Regions from separate parts of the Homo sapiens genome. Here region 1 is linked to region 2. Evidence: read pairs that join two places in POLR2A ChIA-PET (ENCODE). Cell type or tissue: CD4-positive, alpha-beta T cell. All regions are shown on one strand. Links, peaks and the distances in the headings refer to the core of each region. The heading gives the core; the rest is flanking DNA.

The links. Peaks named below come from ENCODE experiments on the same cell type or tissue, not always from the same donor. Only the 100,000 strongest peaks of a DNase experiment are listed, where the experiment ranks them.
Region 1: POLR2A ChIA-PET joins it to region 2 with 6 read pairs; 1 of 35 experiments calls an interaction of 5 or more read pairs at or near these places.

The regions. Positions count from the first base shown.
Region 1 is chr4:9,146,439-9,155,081 of GRCh38, forward strand. It overlaps LOC105369250 (a long non-coding RNA gene), which reads right to left and starts at 6,056. Exons shown (of 4, transcript XR_001741579.3): 1 at 5,455-6,056; 2 at 4,657-5,001. It also overlaps the pseudogene FAM86KP. RefSeq lists silencers at 6,134-6,243, 6,867-6,996. In CD4-positive, alpha-beta T cell, for the core only: no CTCF peak of the experiment used is centred there; DNase peaks (open chromatin) are centred at 6,333 and 6,733; H3K4me3 peaks cover 2,267 bases; H3K27ac peaks cover 1,299 bases.
Region 2 is chr4:9,687,366-9,696,624 of GRCh38, forward strand. LOC124900660 (a long non-coding RNA gene) reads left to right here. Exons shown (of 5, transcript XR_007058019.1): 5 at 2,925-3,189. It also overlaps the pseudogene FAM86MP. Among named protein-coding and RNA genes, the nearest start is that of DRD5, 90 kb to the right of the region's middle. RefSeq lists silencers at 4,176-4,255, 4,316-4,365, 4,376-4,525 and enhancers at 4,833-5,343, 5,344-5,853. In CD4-positive, alpha-beta T cell, for the core only: no CTCF peak of the experiment used is centred there; a DNase peak (open chromatin) is centred at 4,486; H3K4me3 peaks cover 1,255 bases; H3K27ac peaks cover 2,178 bases.

The DNA.
Region 1 (8,643 bases), core at 3,644-8,643, 540 kb before region 2:
TCACAATTTTAAAAACAATTAGAAAACAAGCCTAAAGAAAACACAAAAACCAAAGCTAACTGTGAAACGTAAATGAGGTGGTCTATTTTTTGTTAACTACGAACTAACAATTCATGGCAGAAACAAAGTTTAAGTGATGCTATAGCCGGGCCCTGTGGCTCATGCCAGTAATCCCAACACTTTGGGAGGCTGAGGCGGGTGGATCACCTGAAGTCAGGAGTTTGAGACCAGCCCGGTCAACATGGTGAAACCCCGTCTCTAATAAAAATACAAAAATTAGCCGGGAGTGGTGGCGGGTGCCTATAATCCCAGCTACTCGGGAGGCTGAGACAGGAGAATCGCTTGAACCCCGGGGGCAGAGGTTGCAGTGAGCCAAGATCGCACCATTGCACTCCAGCCTGGGCGACAGAGCAAAACTCCGTCTCAAAAAATAAATAAATAATTAAATAAATGATGCTATAAACCTCATGTGAGGGAAGACTGCCCCAGGTACAGCTTGAAGAACCCTTGCTGTGAATAGGAGCCAAATGCGATAATTCTGTTTGCAACTTCCTTCATGTTAGCTTGTTGCAACTCCGGAGTGTAATAGGTATGAGAAAACTCATGGGGTTACTGTTTAATGCTGGCGGAAATATTCACATTAAAATACAACAGTTTATCACCTAAGTTATATTTTATCCCTGAAGTGGCCCGGAACACTGATTGCTATACACCAATCGCACGCCCATAGCTAAGGCCTTGCCAAGGAGATATTCCACAGTCACCTGGCCTATTTGTAAACGTGGTTTATGACGTTTTGTAACAGAATATCTTGACAGTAGCATGAGAACATTTAACGAGACAAGAACATTCCCCACTGACCAACCAGATGGTTTCAGGGAACAGGATGCTGTGCTCAGTTTAATCTTCTGCTGAACCATTAGGCAGAAAATCCTCTGGGTCAATGCCTCTCACTGAATCCACTTCTCATCCTGTCCACCTGCCTGCTTTGCAGTGCAGAGTAAAGTGGGCCTTCTTTGACCCTCTTCAGGGACCAATGTGCTTGAGGCCATCATGAGGACATTCATTCTTTCTTTTTTTTTTTTTTTTTTTTTTTGGAGAGAGTCTCGCTCTGTCGCTCAGGCTGGAATGCAGTGGTGTGATCTCAGCTCCCCACTGTAACCTCTGCTTCCCAAGTTCAAGTGACTCTCTTGCCTCAGCCTCCTGAGTAGCTGGGATTACAGGCACGCATCACCAGGCCCAGCTAATTTTTCTATTTTTTGTAGAGACAGGGTTTCACCATGTTGACCATGCTGGTGTCGAACTCCTGACTTCAAGTGATCCACCTGCCTCGGCCTCCCAAAGTGCTGGTATTACAGGTGTGAGCCAACATGCCTGGCAGAGGGCTTTCATTCTTCATGGACTGCTCCATAGCCTCAGAGACAGTCGGACTGGTTTCTTCAACCAGAGCGGAGCAGACAGGCAATTTCTGTATCCACCAGGACAAATATTAGCCCAACTCTTCAATGTACAGAGAGCATCACATTTCTTATATACTAGAATATCTGTTGGTCTAAAATATAAATAAATAGTATTGTAGCCAGCCACAGTGGCTCACACCTATAATTGCAGAGATTTGTGGGGCTGAGGCAGGAGGTTCACTTGAGGTCAAGTGTTCGAGACCACCCTGGGCAACATAGCGAGACAACCCCCCCCCCCCACCGCCACCTGCCATCTCTACAAAAATTAAAATAATTAGCTGGGCATAGTAGTGTGGGCCTGTAGTCCCAACTACTTGGGAAACTGATGTGGGTGGATTGCTTGAGCCCAGGAATCTGAGGCTGCAGTGGGCTATGACTGCATCACTGTACTCCAGCTAGACCTTGTCTCAAAAAAAAAAAAAAAAAAGTGTGCAATTGACATTACTTTATCATTTGAAAAGAGGGACAGACAAGAAAGGTATTTGGCATTTACCAAGCAATTACTCATAATCCTCATCCCATCCTACCCCCACCCTTCCCCTAAAAATGTATGTATATGTTTGTATACCATAAAACATACATCTATTTGGCTCTGGAACCAGATTGCTTGGGTTCAATTACCTGATCTAGCATTTGCTCCTGATGACTCAGTGCAGAAAAGCTCTGTAACTCAGTTTCCCCAGCTGTAAAATGGGGAATGGCGCCTTTACTGGGCTGCCATGAGGGTAAAGGGGGTAACATATATTTATAAAGCATTCAGAACAATTCATGATACACAGTAAGCTCTATATATTTGAGCTTATTATTACTGTCAGTACGATTATCATCATTTTGCTGTTTCCAATGGGTACATTTTCTACATTCTCTTTCTTAAAGACCTTTAAGTCCTTGGTATTCTCTCCACCACCACAGAGGGCAGTGTCCTTGTAGTTTAAATTTTCAAAGACTTCATGGATCCAATAAGCACGACATTAACTAAGGGACAGTTTTCTTTCAGTGGATTGGAATCTAAAATGGCTTTTTTATTGTTATTATTGGCCAGGCTGGTCTCGAACTCCTGACTTCAAGTGATTCCCCCCACCTCACCCTCCCAAAGTGTGCTGAGACTCCAGGCATGAGCCACCATGCACGGCCTTCATTCTCTTCTTTTATAAGGACACCAGTCATTGCATCTGCCCCCTCACCAGCAGCCCCCAATCCAGGATGACTCATCGTTACTTGATTACATCTAGAAAGACCCTATTTCCAAATAAGGTCACATTCCTGGGTACCGAGGATTAAGATTTCCAATTTTTTCCCTGACTCATTTTTTTTTTTTTTTTTTTGAGTCAGCGCCTCACCCTGTCATCCAGGCTGGAGTACAGTTATGTGATTATAGCTCACTGCAGCCTCAAACTCCTGGGCTCAAGGGATCCCCTGACCTCAGCCTTCCAAGTGGCTGAGACTACAGGTGCACACCATCATGCCCAACTAATTTTTTTTGTTTTTTTGTGTGTTTTTTTTTTGTACAGGTTAGGTCTCACTCTGTTGACCAGGCTGGTCTGACCTCAAGAGATTCTCTTGCCTTGGCCTCCCAAGGCACTGGGATTACAGGCGTTATCCCATGCTTGGCCCTCTTTCTACACCTCAATCATTGCATCATTAGCCTGAGCTGCGCATATTCCTTATTCTGCCCATCCCTGACCAACCTCCTCCTTTAACATAACTTCCATCTCGATATCATGGGGCCTGCTGGGCACTGCAAACAGCCTAAGGAAAGTGGAAACTTTACTTAACCTTAAATTGTATTACAAAGCCCACATTGAACGTAATTTATATTTAAACTATAAAAATTTTCTGTAAATTAAAACATGACCTATAAAGGTCTCTACACCCTGAAGCAACGTTTTAGAAAGAAATCAATTGGTCCTTTTCTGCAGAAACCATTAACCATAGGAGAGATAAAGGAAAAACTTCAATGTACTGATTGAACTTCCATGCCCATAAGTTAACTTCTAAAAGGCAACCATTCCATATTGTTAAACTGCCTTAGGTTGTTATTACTGTTATGAAAGAGATCTTCAAACCAGAAGTTGAATCTTGACTGTAGTTCTTGCACGTACACGCACACTCTTGCAACTGAAGCCACTCAGATTGTCCTAATGCTGCTCCCCATAGCAACACCACCTGGAATTTTACGTTTGGTTTTAAGCATCAGTCATAATCTTCACTTGCACCCGAACACACCGCACCTGTGAGAGCCACGTGATATTAAAAAAATCCCTTTAGTGAGGCTGGGCGTGGTGGCTCACGCCTGTAATCCTAGCGCTTTGGGAGGCCAAGGTAGGTGGATCATGATGTCAAGAGATTGAGACCATCCTGGCCAACATGGTAACACCCTGTCTCTACTAAAAATACAAAAATTAGCTGGGCGTGGTGATGTGTGCCTGTAGTCCCAGCTACTCGAGATGCTGAGGCAGGAGAATCGCTGGAGCCCGGGAGGCAGAGGTTGCCGTGAGCCGAGGTCGTGCCGCTGCACTCCAGCCTGGCAACAGAGGGAGACTCTCTGAAACAAAAAAAATCCCTTCAGTGCCTTGATCCTTCCAGATTCAGATCCAAGAGAGATGACATTTGTCCATCACCAGACACTGCGCACCAAGATAAAGATTTCTTCTGGCCAGGCGCGGTGGGTCATGCCTGTAATCCCAGCACTTTGGGAGGCAGAGGCGGGTGGATAACCTGAAGTCAGGAATTTGAGACCAGCCTGGCCAAGGTGTTCAAACCCTGTCTCTACCAAAAATACAAAAGTGGCCCGGCAGGGTGGCTCACGCCTGTAATCCCAGCTACTCGGGAGGCTGAGGCAGGAGAATCGCTTGAACCTGGGAGGTGGAGGTTGCAGTGAGCCGAGATCGCACCATTGCACTCCAGCCTGGGCAACTAGAGAGCAAAACTCCGTCTCCAGAAAAAAAGAAAAAAAGATTTCTTCTGTGTGCATGGCTCAGCTCTATGGTCTGCTAGCGTCCTTCCTCAATCTGCTTCCAATCTGTGGACTCAAGAAAGACTGAACCAACCTAGATTAATATTTTAGTGTAACATAATACAGTGTTACTTACTATGACATTGACCGTATATGCCCTTTTGCTCCTTGGAGGAAAGACAATTAATAGCTATTATGTGAGTTAATAAAATAAGCCCAGGATTTATGAGTATAACTAACCTGTTCCCATTGGTTTTCCTCGTCTCCTGCAGGCAGAGAGCTGATCAAAACAGCAAAAGCAAAGCAGTGCCCCTGGCCCAGTTCTGAAGCCAATCTTCCTTAATCACCCAGACCCATCCCTGGTTAGGACTTGCTGTGGATTCTCAGGTGACTCCATCTCAGGATACAGGGACTGAGAGGGTGTATGCAACATCTCAGAGCCAGAAACCATTGATTTTGTCTAAAAACACAGTAATAACCACATCCCATCCTCTTGATTTAAATGAAAGTGTTTGGAAGAATAAAAGATGAACCTTTTTTTTTTGTCAGATCTTGCGCTCATTTGGTTCTGGTGTGGAACAACAGCTATAAGAGAACAAGTGTATTCAATTAGAATTAATTCCCCTCTCTTATTCTCATAGCTGAGCAGGGCTTAAGTGCCTCTCATCTGAAAGAGGTAATAAGATTTTATCTGTCTCCTCATCTACCTTTTGCAAGTATACTTAACAAATTCGCTCTCGGGACTCTTCCAAATGGAGTTTTATGAGGAATTTGCTAAGGTAAACGTTTTAGACTTTGAACACAGTTCAGATTTCAGGGGCAGTACTGAAATCTAAACTGTGTTGCTAACTGCCCTGCCTTTCAACTCAAGACACAATAACTTTGAACTAAAATAATTATATTTTTGTTGTTTTCCACTCTGTCCCCACGTCTATATCACTACCACCCCCAATCCCACCCCGCAGGAGCTAACTCCTCCTTCCTGTCCCTGCAAGATCAAAACTCCTCCTGCAAGCCCCGCTAGCTCTGTCTGCTCACCTTCGTGGTAGATATCGCTATCGTACTTTTATCCTCCTTTGTGTGATAAGTACTTCAATATCCACTTCTTCCACGAGCCCCTGAGTCCCTGAAGGGCCTGGACCACACCTAGTTTTTCTCACCGTTACATATCCCTTGTCAGGCACATGGTAGGCGCTTAAAAAGTATTTGGTGAACGAATGGCTTGTTTGGTGACAGTCCAAAGGCTGGGGGACAGAGGGAAAGCTCCCTCCTTTCGGGCCCCAGACGGGTGGCGCTGATGGAGAGGAGGCTAGCCTAAGTCCTCCAGGACCGAAGCATGCACCCGTAAGGCCCCTGCTAAAAAGACCTTCCTGAAGGCGGAGGAACTGCGAGAGTGCCTACGTTAGCCCAAGGCCTGACCCGACGATCCCAGGGACCCTCGACCTAACTGGCCCCGCCTCCCGGGCCCCAAACCCGGACTCGGCCCCCCCGAAGCTCCGGATCCTGGGGCCCGCCCCTGGCCCCGCGTCGGAAGACCATGGGCTCGCTCCTGGGCCTTCCTCAAACCCTCCGCAGGTAACGCCTCCCGAACTGGAGCCACATTCCGATCCCCTCCTCAAATCCCTCCCCGTTTCCCACACCCTGGACCCCTCGCTCCGTCTCGGCCCCGCCCCAAGCCCAGCTAGGTCTCGGCCCCCGAGCCCAGCCCCGACCGGCCTCCCAGTCCCTGGGTCCCTCCCGACACCGGCCCCTCCCTAAGCTCCGCCTCCCAGGGCCCACCTCCTGAGCGCAGCCCAGCCCGGACTCGGCCCCGCCTCCCGGACCCTGGGCCCCTCCCCACGTGGGCCCGTCCTAAGCTTCGCCTCCCAGAGTCCGCGCACCGCCTGGCCGTGTGCTACGACATAGTCAACGCCCCGCCCCTGCCCCGCCTCCTGAGCCCTTCCCTGGGTCTGGCTTTAGCCCCGCCCTAAGACCTCTCTCCTGGGCTCGGCTCTGAGTCCCGCCTCCTGAACCCAATGGCGTTTATCCCCGCCCTAATGCCCGCCTCCAGGACTCTTATCCTGCCCCCACGCAAGGCACTGCCTCCAGGACGCCACCAACCTGCACGCTTCCGAAGCCCAGCTTCCAGGATCGCCCTATCCTGGCCCCGCCCCAGGAACCGCCAACCTGGACTCTCCCCAGGACCTGCCCCAACGTCGCTTATCCTGGCCCTACCCCAGGCTTCGCCCTCATGACGTTCATCCTGGCCACACCCCAGGCCCCGCCCTCCTAACGCTCATCTTGGCCCCGCCCTAGAGTCCGCCCCCAGGACGCACCTCCTGACCGTATCCCCAGGCCCCGCCCCCTCTCTGCCCCCGCGCACTGCCCTCGGCCCGCCCCCTCTTCAGTCCAGGCCCGGCTTCCTCCAGGTCTCCAGGCAACGCTGCGGCTCCGCCCACGTCATGGCGCCCGAGGAGAACGCGGGGACAGAACTCTGGCTGCAGGGTTTCGAGCGCCGCTTCCTGGCGGCGCGCTCACTGCGCTCCTTCCCCTGGCAGGTGGCCGGCGGGGCGAGCGGAGAGGCCCGCGGGGGTCGCGGGAGTCCAGGGGCAGACGGGATGGGTCTCGGTGCTGAAACCCCTGGCGCTCCGGCCACGTGCGTTCCTGGGCTCTCCCCGGTCAGGGCCGCGAGACCCGGTCCCCGTCCCTGGGGCCTGGCCAGAGTCGCTCGCACCCCTTCTGCCCCGCGAGCTGGCGGCGGAAGCTGGGGGCGTCTCCACCGCCCTGGGGGGCAGACGCGCGTTCGGTGTGGGGCACAGTTCACGATCATTTTCACGACTTTTTAAAGGCAGTAATCGTTCTGGTCACTGGGACACAGCTGCGCTCGCCCATTCTAAAAAGTCAGCGCCCTCAGGCCCGCGGGTAACCACCGCCTCCTGAGCGCGGTGACCAGGTCACAGGCTGTCTCTCATGCCTCAGTGTTCTCATCTGTATGTCGAGCACTGCACAGAATCGGCTCATGCGCTGAGGCTTTCACGCCTGTGATGGAAGAGACAGAGAAGGGGGTGGCCTCTCCTCTCCCTGGGGACCTGCCATTCTCAGCATAGGCATATGGCAGGCAGCAGCCTCCCTTCTGCCAGCAGAGGGGCTTAATGCACCCCGCTCCATTTGTAATTCATGTGCAGTGAGCTCACTGGGATGAGTCAGTTTGGATATATATTCCTCCCTGTGTCTGCCCCATTTTATGGGGTGTTGCTTAATCATTTGCGTTATTGCATTGACATAAAATATTTAGCACTCAGGGATCATTTCTGGTCAGGAGAAATTTGTGCATTTTTAACCCAAAATAGAAACCTTCATAAAAGCATCATAGGTCTCCATTCAATATTGACTATAATTGTTCACATGCCCACACTGAATGCTAACTTGGGCTCACCCTCAACACCCACGAGGTGGGTACTATTATTATCACTCACATTTGACCAGAGGGATTGTTTGATTAGGGTGAAGTAGTTGAGAGTTCAGACCCAGGAGACAGCCTGCCTGCTTCGAATCCTGGCCCAACCCCTGGCCCTGTGTGACCTTGGGCAAGTGACTGCATCTCTCTGTGTTATTGTTTTCTTATTAACAAAATGGGGGATATAATGATACCTACCTCTTAGGGTTGTTGTCAGCGTTGAATACAAAAGCCTGCGGATCAGTGCCTGGCTCATGGTAAATGCATGTCGGTGTTAGCTAGTGTTTTATTCAGTCTCAAAATGCCTTCCGTGAGCCAGGCACCATGGATCAGCTGTACCCATGATAGATGAGGCTCTGCTTGCATGGGAGAGCCAGAGAATAAACAAATAAATGAATAAACAAGAAAATACCAGATTAGAGTGGCTTTAAAACCAATAAAACAGGGAAATAGTGAATGGAGCAACTGGGAAAAAGTGTCAACAAAGTCAGGGAATCAGGGAAGCCTTCCCCAAAGGGGTGGCATTTGAACTGAGGCCTGAGTGGTGAAGCAGCCAGCCATGGGAAGGGTTTGGGGAACAGGATATGCAAAGGCCCTGTGGTGGAAATAAGCCAGCTGTGGTTGAGGAACAACAGCAAGGCAGCCAGTGTGGCTGGAGTGGAGTGAGCAGGGTGGGCCAGGGGTGAGGGAGAACAGGCCAGAGAGGGGGATTAGCAGCAGGTCTTGTAGGGCCTTTTATGGCATGGAAGGAGCTCTGAAGCAATGAAGTGCCTTGCCGTGTGTCACATACC
Region 2 (9,259 bases), core at 2,017-7,016:
ATCCCAGCACTTTGGGATGCTTAGGCGGGCGGATCACTTGAGGTCAGGATTTTGAGACCAGCCTGGTCAACATGGTGAAACCCCATCTCTACTAAAAATACAAAAATTAGCTGGACAAGGTGGCGCATGCCTGTAATCCCAGCTACTCAGGAGGCTGAGGCAGGAGAATTTCTTGAACCTGGGAGGAGGTGGTTGTAGAGAGTCGAGGTCGCGCCATTGCACTCCGGCCTGGGGCACAAGAGTGAAACTCCGTCTCCAGAAAAAAAAAAAAAAACAACCACAACAACAACGAGGGCCCCGCATGTGGCTGAAAACAACAGAAATGTATTGTCTCGCAGGCCTGAATGCTAGAAGTCCAAAATCAGGGTGTCAGCCGGGCTTCGCTTCCTCTGAAACATGTAAGAGAGAATACTTCCTTGCCTCTTCTGGCTTCTGGTGGCCGCTGGCAATGCTTGGTGTTCCTTGTAGATGCATTGCTCTAATCTCTCCTCCCTCATCACATGGCTGCCTTCTCCCTGTGTCTCTGTCTTCACCTGACATTCTCCTCTTTATTTTATTTTTTTGAAATGGAGTTTCCCTCTGTCACCCAGGCTGAAGTGCAGTGGCACAATCTTGGCTCACTGCAACCTCTGCCTCCTAGGTTCAAGTGATTCTCCCACCTCAGCCTCCTGGGTAGCTGGGATTACAGGTGCCCGCCACCACGCAGTGCTAATTTTGTATTTTTAGTAGAGATGGAGTTTCACCATGTTGGCCAGGCTGGTCTCGAACTCCTGACCTCAAGTGATCCACCCACCTCACCCTCCCAAAGTGTGCTGAGATTACAGGCATGAGCCACCATGCCCGGCACTCATTCTCTTCTTTTATAAGGACACCAGTGATTGCATCTGTCCCCCCAACAGCAGCCCCCAATCCAGTATGACTCATCGTTACTTGATTACATCTACAAGTACCCTATTTCCAAATAAGGTCACATTCCTGGGTACCGAGGATTGAGATTTCCAATTTTTTCCCTGACTCAATTTTTTTTAGTCAGGGCCTCACCCTATCACCCAGGCTGGAGTACAGTTATGTGATTATAGTTCACTGCAGCCTCAAACTCCTAGGCTCAAGGGATCCCCTGACCTCAGCCTTCCAAGTGGCTGAGACTACAGGTGCACACCACCATGCCCAACTAATTTTTTTTTTTTTTTTTTGGTACAGATTAGGTCTCACTCTGTTGACCAGGCTGGTCTCCTGACCTCAAGCGATCCTCTTGCCTTGGCCTCCAAAAGCACTGGGATTACAGGCGTTATCCCATGCCTGACCCTCTTTCTACACCTCAATCATTGTATCATTAGCCTGAGCTGCCCATATTCCTTATTCTGCCCATCCCTGACCAATCTCCTCCTTTAACATAACTTCCATCTCGATATCATGGGGCCTGCTGGGCACTGCAAACAGCCTAAGGAAAGTGGAAACTTTACTTAACCTTAAATCCTATTACAAAGTCCACATTGAACATAATTTATATTTGAACTATAAAAATTTTCTGTAAGTTGAAACAGGACCTATAAAGGTCTCTACACCCTGAAGCAACGTTTTAGAAAGAAATCAGTTGGTCCTTTTCTGCAGAAACAATTAACCATAGGAGAGATAAAGGAAAAACTTCAGTGTACTGATTGAACTTCCATGCCCATAGCTTAATTTCTAAAAGGCAATCATTCCATACTGTTAAACTGCCTTAGGTTGCTATTACTGTTATTAAAGAGACCCTCAAAGCCAGAAGTTGAATCTTGATTGTAGTTCTTGCACATAGACACACACTTGCAACTGAAACCACTCAGATTGTTCTAATGCTTCTTCCCATAGCAACACCACCTGGAATTTTACGTTTGGTTTTAAGCATCAGTCATAATCTTCACTTGCACCCGAACACACCGCACCTGTGAGAGCCACGTGACATTAAAAAAATCCTTTCAGTGAGGCCGGGCATGGTGGCTAACGCCTGTAATCCCAGCCCTTTGGGAGGCCAAGGCAGATGGATCATGAGGTCAAGAAATTGAGACAATCCTGGCCAACATGGTGAAAACCTGTCTCTACTAAAAATACAAAAATTAACTGGGCGTGGTGACGCGTGCCTGTAGTTCCAGCTACTCAGGAGGCTGAGGCAAGAGAATCGCTGGAGCCCGGGAGGCAGAGGTTGCCGTGAGCTGAGATCGTGCCGCTGCACTCCAGCCTGGCAACAGAGGGAGACTGTCTGAAACAAAAAAATCCCTTCAGTGCCTTGATCCTTCCAGATTCAGGTCCAAGATAGATGACATTTGTCCCTCATCAGAGCCCGCACACCAAGATAAAGATTTCTTCTGGCCGGGCGCGGTGGCTCACGTCTGTAATCCCAGCACTTTGGGAGGCAGAGGCGGGCAGATCACCTGAAGTCAGGAATTTGAGACCAGCCTGGCCAACATGTTAAAACACTGTCTCTACTAAAAATACAAAAATGGCCCGGCATGGTGGCTCACGCCTGTAATCCCAGCTACTCGGGAGGCTGAGGCAGGAGAATCACTTGAACCCAGGAGGTGGAGGTTGCAGTGAGCCGAGATCGTGCCATTGCACTCCAGCCTGGGCAACAAGAGAGCGAAACTCCGTCTCACAAAAAAAAAAAAAAAAAAGGTTTCTTCTGTGTGCATGGCTCAGCTCTGTGGTCCGCTAGCGTCCTTCCTCAATCCGCTTCCAATCTATGGAATCAGGAAAGACTGAACCAACCTAGATTTATTAATATTTTAGTATAACATAATACAGTGTTACTTACTATGGCATTGACCGTATATACCCTTTTGCTCCTTGGAAGAAAGGCAATTAATAGCTATTATGTGAGTTAGTAAAATAAGCCCAGGATTTATGAGTGTAACTAACCTGTTCCCATTGGTTTTCCTTGTCTCCTACAGGCAGAGAGCTGATCAAAACAGCAAAAGCAAAGCAGTGCCCCTGGCCCAGTTCTGAAGCCAACCTTCCTTAACCACGCAGACCCATCCCTGGTTAGGACTTGCTGTGGATTCTCAGGTGACTCCATCTCAGGATACAGGGACTGAGAGGGTATATGCAATATCTCAGACCCAGAAACCGTTGATTCTGTCTAAAAGCACAGCAATAACCACATCCCACCCTCTTGATTTAAATGAAAGTGTTTGGGAGAATAAAAGATGAACCTTTTTTTTCTTTGTCAGATCTTGCGCTCATTTGGTTCTGGTGGGGAACAACAGCTATGAGAGAACAAGTGTATTCAATTAGAATTAATTCCCCTCTCTTATTCTCATAGCTGAGCAGGGCTCAAGTGCCTCTCATCTGAAAGAGGTAATAAGATTTAATCTGTCTCCTCATCTACCTTCTGCAAGTATACTCAACAAATTAGCTCTCTGGACTCTTCCAAATGGAGTTTTATGAGGCATTTGCTAAGGTAAACGTTTTAGACTTTGAACACAGTTCAGATTTCAGGGGCAGTACTGAAATATGAACTGTGTTGCTAACTGCCCTGCCTTTCAACTCAAGACACAATAACTTTGAACTAAAATAATTATATTTTTGTTGTTTTCCACTCTGTCCCCAAGTCTATATCACCACCACCGCTAATCCCACCCCGCAGGAGCTAACTCCTCCTTCCTGTCCCTGCAAGATCAAAACTCCTCCTGGAAGCCCCGCTAGCTCTGTCTGCTCACCTTCATGGCAGATATCGCTATTGTACTTTTATATTCATTTGTATCATAAGTACTTCAATGTCCACTTCTTCCACGAGCCCCTGAGACCCTGGAGGGTCTGGACCACACCTAGTTTTTCTCACTGTTACATCTGCCTTGCCAGGCGCATGGTAGGCGCTTAGTAAGTATTTGGTGAACGAATGGCTTGTTTGGTGACAGTCCAAAGGCTGGAGGACAGAGGGAAAGCTCCCTCCTGTCGGGCCCCAGACGGGTGGCGCTGATGGAGAGGCGGCTGGGATAAGGCCTCCAGGACCGAAGCGCGCACCCATAAGGCCCCTGCCAAAAAGACCTTCCTGAAGGCGGAGGAACTGCGAGAGTGTCTACTTTGGCCCAAGGCCTGACTCGACGATCCCAGGGACCCTTGCCCTAACCGGCCCCGCCTCCCGGGCCCCAAACCCGTACTCGGCCCCGCCCAAAGCTCCGGCTCCTAGGGCCCGCCCCTGGCCCCGCCTCGGCCGACCATGGCCTTGCTCCTGGGCCTGCCTCAAACCCTCCGCAGGTAACGCCTCCCGAACGTGAGCCACACTCCGATTCCCTCCTCAAACCCCTCCCCGTTTCCCACACCCTGGACCCCTCGCTCCGTCTCGGCCCCGCCCCAAGCCCAGCTCCGTCTCGGCCCCTGAGCCCAGCCCCGACCCACCTCCCAGTCCCTGGGTTCCTCCCGACACCGGCGCCTCCCTAAGCTCCGCCTCCCAGGGCCCGAGCAGCGCCTGGCCATACCCCCATGGCCCGCCTCCTGAGCGTAGCCCGCAGCCCAGACTCGGACCCGCCTCCCGGACCCTGGGCCCCTCCCCACGTCGGCCCTCCCTAAGCTCTGCCTCCCAGAGTCCGAGCACCGCCTGGTCATGTGCTACGACATAGTCAACGCCCCGCCCCGGCCCCGCCTCCTGAGCCCTTCTCTGTGCTATTGTTTTCTTCTTAATAAAATGGGGGATATAATGATAGCTACCTCTTAGGGTTGTTGTCAGAGTTGAGTACAAAAGCCTGTGGATCAGTGCCTGGCTCATGGTAAATGCATGTCGGTGTTAGCTACTGTTTTTATTCGGTCTGAAAATGTTTAATAAATGCCTTTCGTGAGCCCGGCACCATGGATCAGCAGTACCCATGACAGATGAGGCTCTGCTTGCATGGGAGAGCCAGAGAACAAACAAATAAATGAATAAACAAGAAAAGACCAGATGAGAGTAGCTTTAAAGCCAATAAAACAGGGAAATGGTGAATGGAGTAACTGGGGAGAAGAGTCACCAAAGTCGGGGAATCAGGGAAGCCTTCCCCAAAGAGGTGGCATTTGAACTGGGGCCTGAGTGGTGAAGCAGCTAGCCATGGGAAGGGCTTGGGGAACAGGATATGCAAAGTCCCTGTGGTGGAAACAAGCCAGCTGTGGTTGAGGAACAACAGCAAGGCAGCCAGTGTGGCTGGAGTGGAGTGAGCAGGGTGGGCAAGAGGTGAGGGAGAACAGGCCAGAGAGAGGGATTAGGACCAGGTCTTGTAGGGCCTTTTACGGCATGGAAGGAGCTCTGAAGCAATGAAGTGCCTTGCCCCGTGTCACATACCAGCCGAGACAGTCTGCCTAACTCGGGAGCCAAAGCTCGCTGCTGGGCTTGAGGCCCCTGTAAGAGGACAATGTAACCCAGGCTGGTATGGGCACATTCTGCATTTCCACTTAAACTCAGATGGCAAGCCCATCAAACCTTGGTGCCATGGCTGCCCTGGTAATTCCTGGCTGACCAGTGCAACCAGGGAGCTGGCCCATGACCTGGGTGGCAGCTAAGTAGCCAAGACTAATGTGGCCAAGAGTCAGTCTTCTAGCCTTCTTCCTGTGACTCATCCAGGTGCACCTGCAACATTTGAAGGTCAGGCTTTCAGCTGCTGTGGCTTCCACTTCCAACTGGCTCCACGTCCCCAAGGAGAGATCACATAGCGCTTTGCCAACACATTCTATTGCACGTTTAATGTTCCTGTGAATGCACCCTTGAGATTTCTCTCTCTTCCCTCCACATAGAGCTTAGAAGCAAAGTTAAGAGACTCATCAGATTCTGAGCTTCTGTGGGATATTTTGCAGAAGGTAAGAGTCCCAGAGTCCCTGGGACTCATGACCCTGCCTCCTGAATCTCTCCGGAAGACCTGAGAGAAGAACCACAGATGTGCTTGTACCCTTTAAAAACACCCCTGTTCAAAGAACAAAAACATTGAGTCAGCACTGCAGGTGGGTGTCAGCACCTCCGATAGCTCCAGCACTTTTGTTTTCTATCTAAGACTTAGACAAAGACATCAGTATATACAAAAATCTGCATAAGAGGGGGGAATCTAGGGAATGTTTTTTAAACCATCCACAGCAGAAACAGAGATGACAGGTGCAAAACAGCTTCTAGCATTTGGTAGATGCTCAGAGAGTTTCTTTTTTCATTTATGAGGCCTGTCCTGTCCACTCCTGTCTATTCTAGACCTAAATGGGCCCTTGCTTTGCCCAGGGTGGGGTTTGCACTCAAGTGCATCTGCATGAAGGTGAGAGGCAGGATCACCACCCGGCCCAGCCACAGCCTGACCTTGGCCTTGAGGGCCAAGTGCAGATCACCCTGCATCCTGGGTCTTCACCTTCAAAGGGCCATGAGCCCTTCAGAAAAGACAAAGCAACAGACTCCCTCCCAGAAAGAAGTGCACCAGAAGAATACGTTTTCCATACAAACTCAGGGGAGGCAGACATCCTCCACCCCCACCCACCCAGCCCATCCTAGGAGCCCCAGTGAAGAATTCCTGTGCTAGAGGTGAACCAAGATTATCCACGTGGAAAAGATGCAGCCACAGCAGGGAAGACTTTCAGGGCAATACAGTAGGACAGGGCTTCAAGCAGGGAGATACCTGAAGTTATCTTGCACCCTACTCTGAGTTTCACCCTGAGCCTCACTCTCGTAGGTGGTGAAGCATGAAATGTAGGGAGAGCTGCTTTAAAATCCAGCAAAAGGCTGGATGCACTGGCTCACACCTGTAATCTCAGGACTTTGGGAAGCTGAGGTGGACGGAACACCTAAGGTCAGGAGTTCAAGACCGGCCTAGCCAACATAGCAAAAACCCATCTCTACTAAAAATACAAAAAATAGCTGGGCGTGGTGGTGCACGCCTATAGTCCCAGTTACTCGGGAGGCTGAGGCAGGAGAATTGCTTGAACCTGGGAGGTGGAGGCTGCAGTGAGCCAAGATCGGGCCACTGCACTCCAGCCTGGGCAACAGAGCGAGACTCTGTGTCAGAATAAATGAAAAACCAGCACCAGCCTGAAGAGCCTGTATATTGCGTGGGGTACTTTGCTGCCCTTGGGCAGAATCTGCATCCCTCCCAGCCAGCAGGCACTGCGGACCGTCTCCTCCCTCTCCCTCCAGGCTCTTGTTTTCCCACCGTCCCCCCTCCTGCTGCACAATTCCCTCTGCCCTCATTTCCAAGTGCCAGGCTGTGGCCACCTCAGAGCTTGCACCGGCTGTTCCCACTGCCTGGAACTTGCTCGTCCTGCACTTGGCTTCTCTTGGCTTTAGTTGGAGTGTCACCTCCCCTCCATCCTGTCCCCAGGGACACATGCTCCAAGAGAGCAGTTGCCGAGTGGGCCTTCCTGCCTCTTCCATAGAGCCAGACAGTTGGCGACTGTCCTTACTGCAAACCCTGGTTCACACTGGCTCCCCTGGGAGGGAGGTGGTTTGGGCCCACATGCCCTGTGTTCCTGCTCAGAATGGGCATTAGAAATGCTGCCATAGCCTGTGCCACTGCAGTGGAAGCATTTTTAGGAAACGGCTTATATCTTAAGACAAACTGCAGATGCGTGGGGCCAGAACGCTGTGTCCATCTTCATCTTTGCTGAGGGATTGGGTAGCCTGGAGTTTGCCCTCTGCTGTGTTGGCTTGAAGCTCATAGGAGACTTAAGATGGGCTCTCGAGCAACCAACGTTCTGTCCTTTGCTGTAGACTGTGAAGTATCCTGTGTGTGTGAAGCACCCGCCGTCAGTCAAGTATGCCTGGTGCTTTCTCTCAGAACTCATCAAAAAGGTCAGTTATGGGCAGTGTCCACCCAGTAGCCGGACAGCATAGCCACCTGCATGCTGCACACCCTGTCCTTCCCAGGCCCTGGGCCTGCTTTGCAAACCCCAGCATGGCAGGGGCCTCCCCAGGCAACTGGCTGCAGCTGTGTGTGACCCATGGGAAACAGTGCAGGGCGGGAAGAAGGGGAGGCCAGCGTCTCTCCCTCACTCTGCCTCCTGGGGTTTCCGCAGCAGCTGCTTCTCTGGGGCCCCAGTTTCTAGCATATGGATTCTCATTCCTACCAGGCTGGCCCAGCCCACAGCACTGGAACCCTCACCCACACCCTCTGTCCTGCCCGCCAAAGGGTTTGGAGTTTCCTGCTCTTTTCCGTCTCTCGGTTGCCCCACGGGCCCCTGTTGGAAGTTTTTCCTCTTGCCATACCTTTGGAACTAGTTCCTCTGGTGAATTCTCCGCATTGATCCTGCTGGAATGAGCTCTTTCCTGACTGATATAGGATGGATTTTATTTTTTACTTATTTATTTATTTTTTTGAGACACAGTCTCACTGTGTTGCCCAGGCTGGATTATCGTGGCACAATCTCGGCTCACTGAAACCTCTGCCTCCTTGGTTCAAGCGATTCTCGTGCCTAGCCTCCTAAGAAGCTGAAACTACAGGCAAACGCCACCATGCCTGGCTAGTTTTTGTATTTTTAGTAGAGACAGAGTTTCACCATGTTGGCCAGGCTGGTCTCGAACTCCTGACCTCAGGTGATCCGCCTGCCTCGGCCTCCCAAAGTGCTGGGATTACAGGCATGAGCCACCGCACCTGGCCTAGGATGGATTTTAAAGATGGGCCCGAACATGCAGGGTTTGACGTGAGGATGTCGAGAGGCCATTCCTTAGTAGGCAGTAGCAGACCTGCTGAGTGAAAGGGCCACACTTTTAGCAAATAAACAATCCCCTGCTTCTCCAATACCTGCTTTCTCCCTAGTCCTCCCCAAAAGGGTGCATCTGTGGTCACCAGCAGGTCTGCCCTGTGCCACCAAGAGAGGGCAGCAGTCACCCAGTGTACCCTGCTGCTGCCCTGTGAATCTTAGGACGGGGCCAGCTGTGGAGAAGCAGCCTGCTGACAGCCACAGCCTGCAGCATGGGCCGCCCTCGCAGTTCTGCCTGGGCTCACTTAAAAGCACCTTTTGTTTTCCTCCTCTCTGTCATGGTTATGTGGCAGCTCTCACGGAATCCTTGTCTCCTGCACTAGACTACACCTAACCCTACCCTCTCAACACCTCTTGTTGAAGGCCCTCCCATCCAGGTTTCCCTATCAAGTGAATTATTTTTTTAGAGACAAGATCTCTGTTGCCCAGGCTGTCCTCGAACTCCTGGGCTCAAGCAGTCCTCCCATGTCAGCCTCTAGAGTAGCTGGGACTATTCAGCACACACCACCACGCCCAACGAAGTGAATATTTTATATGCCAACTGGCCGGTATTACACCATTCCATCCCAAATCTCCCCTCCAAGCTTGGTGA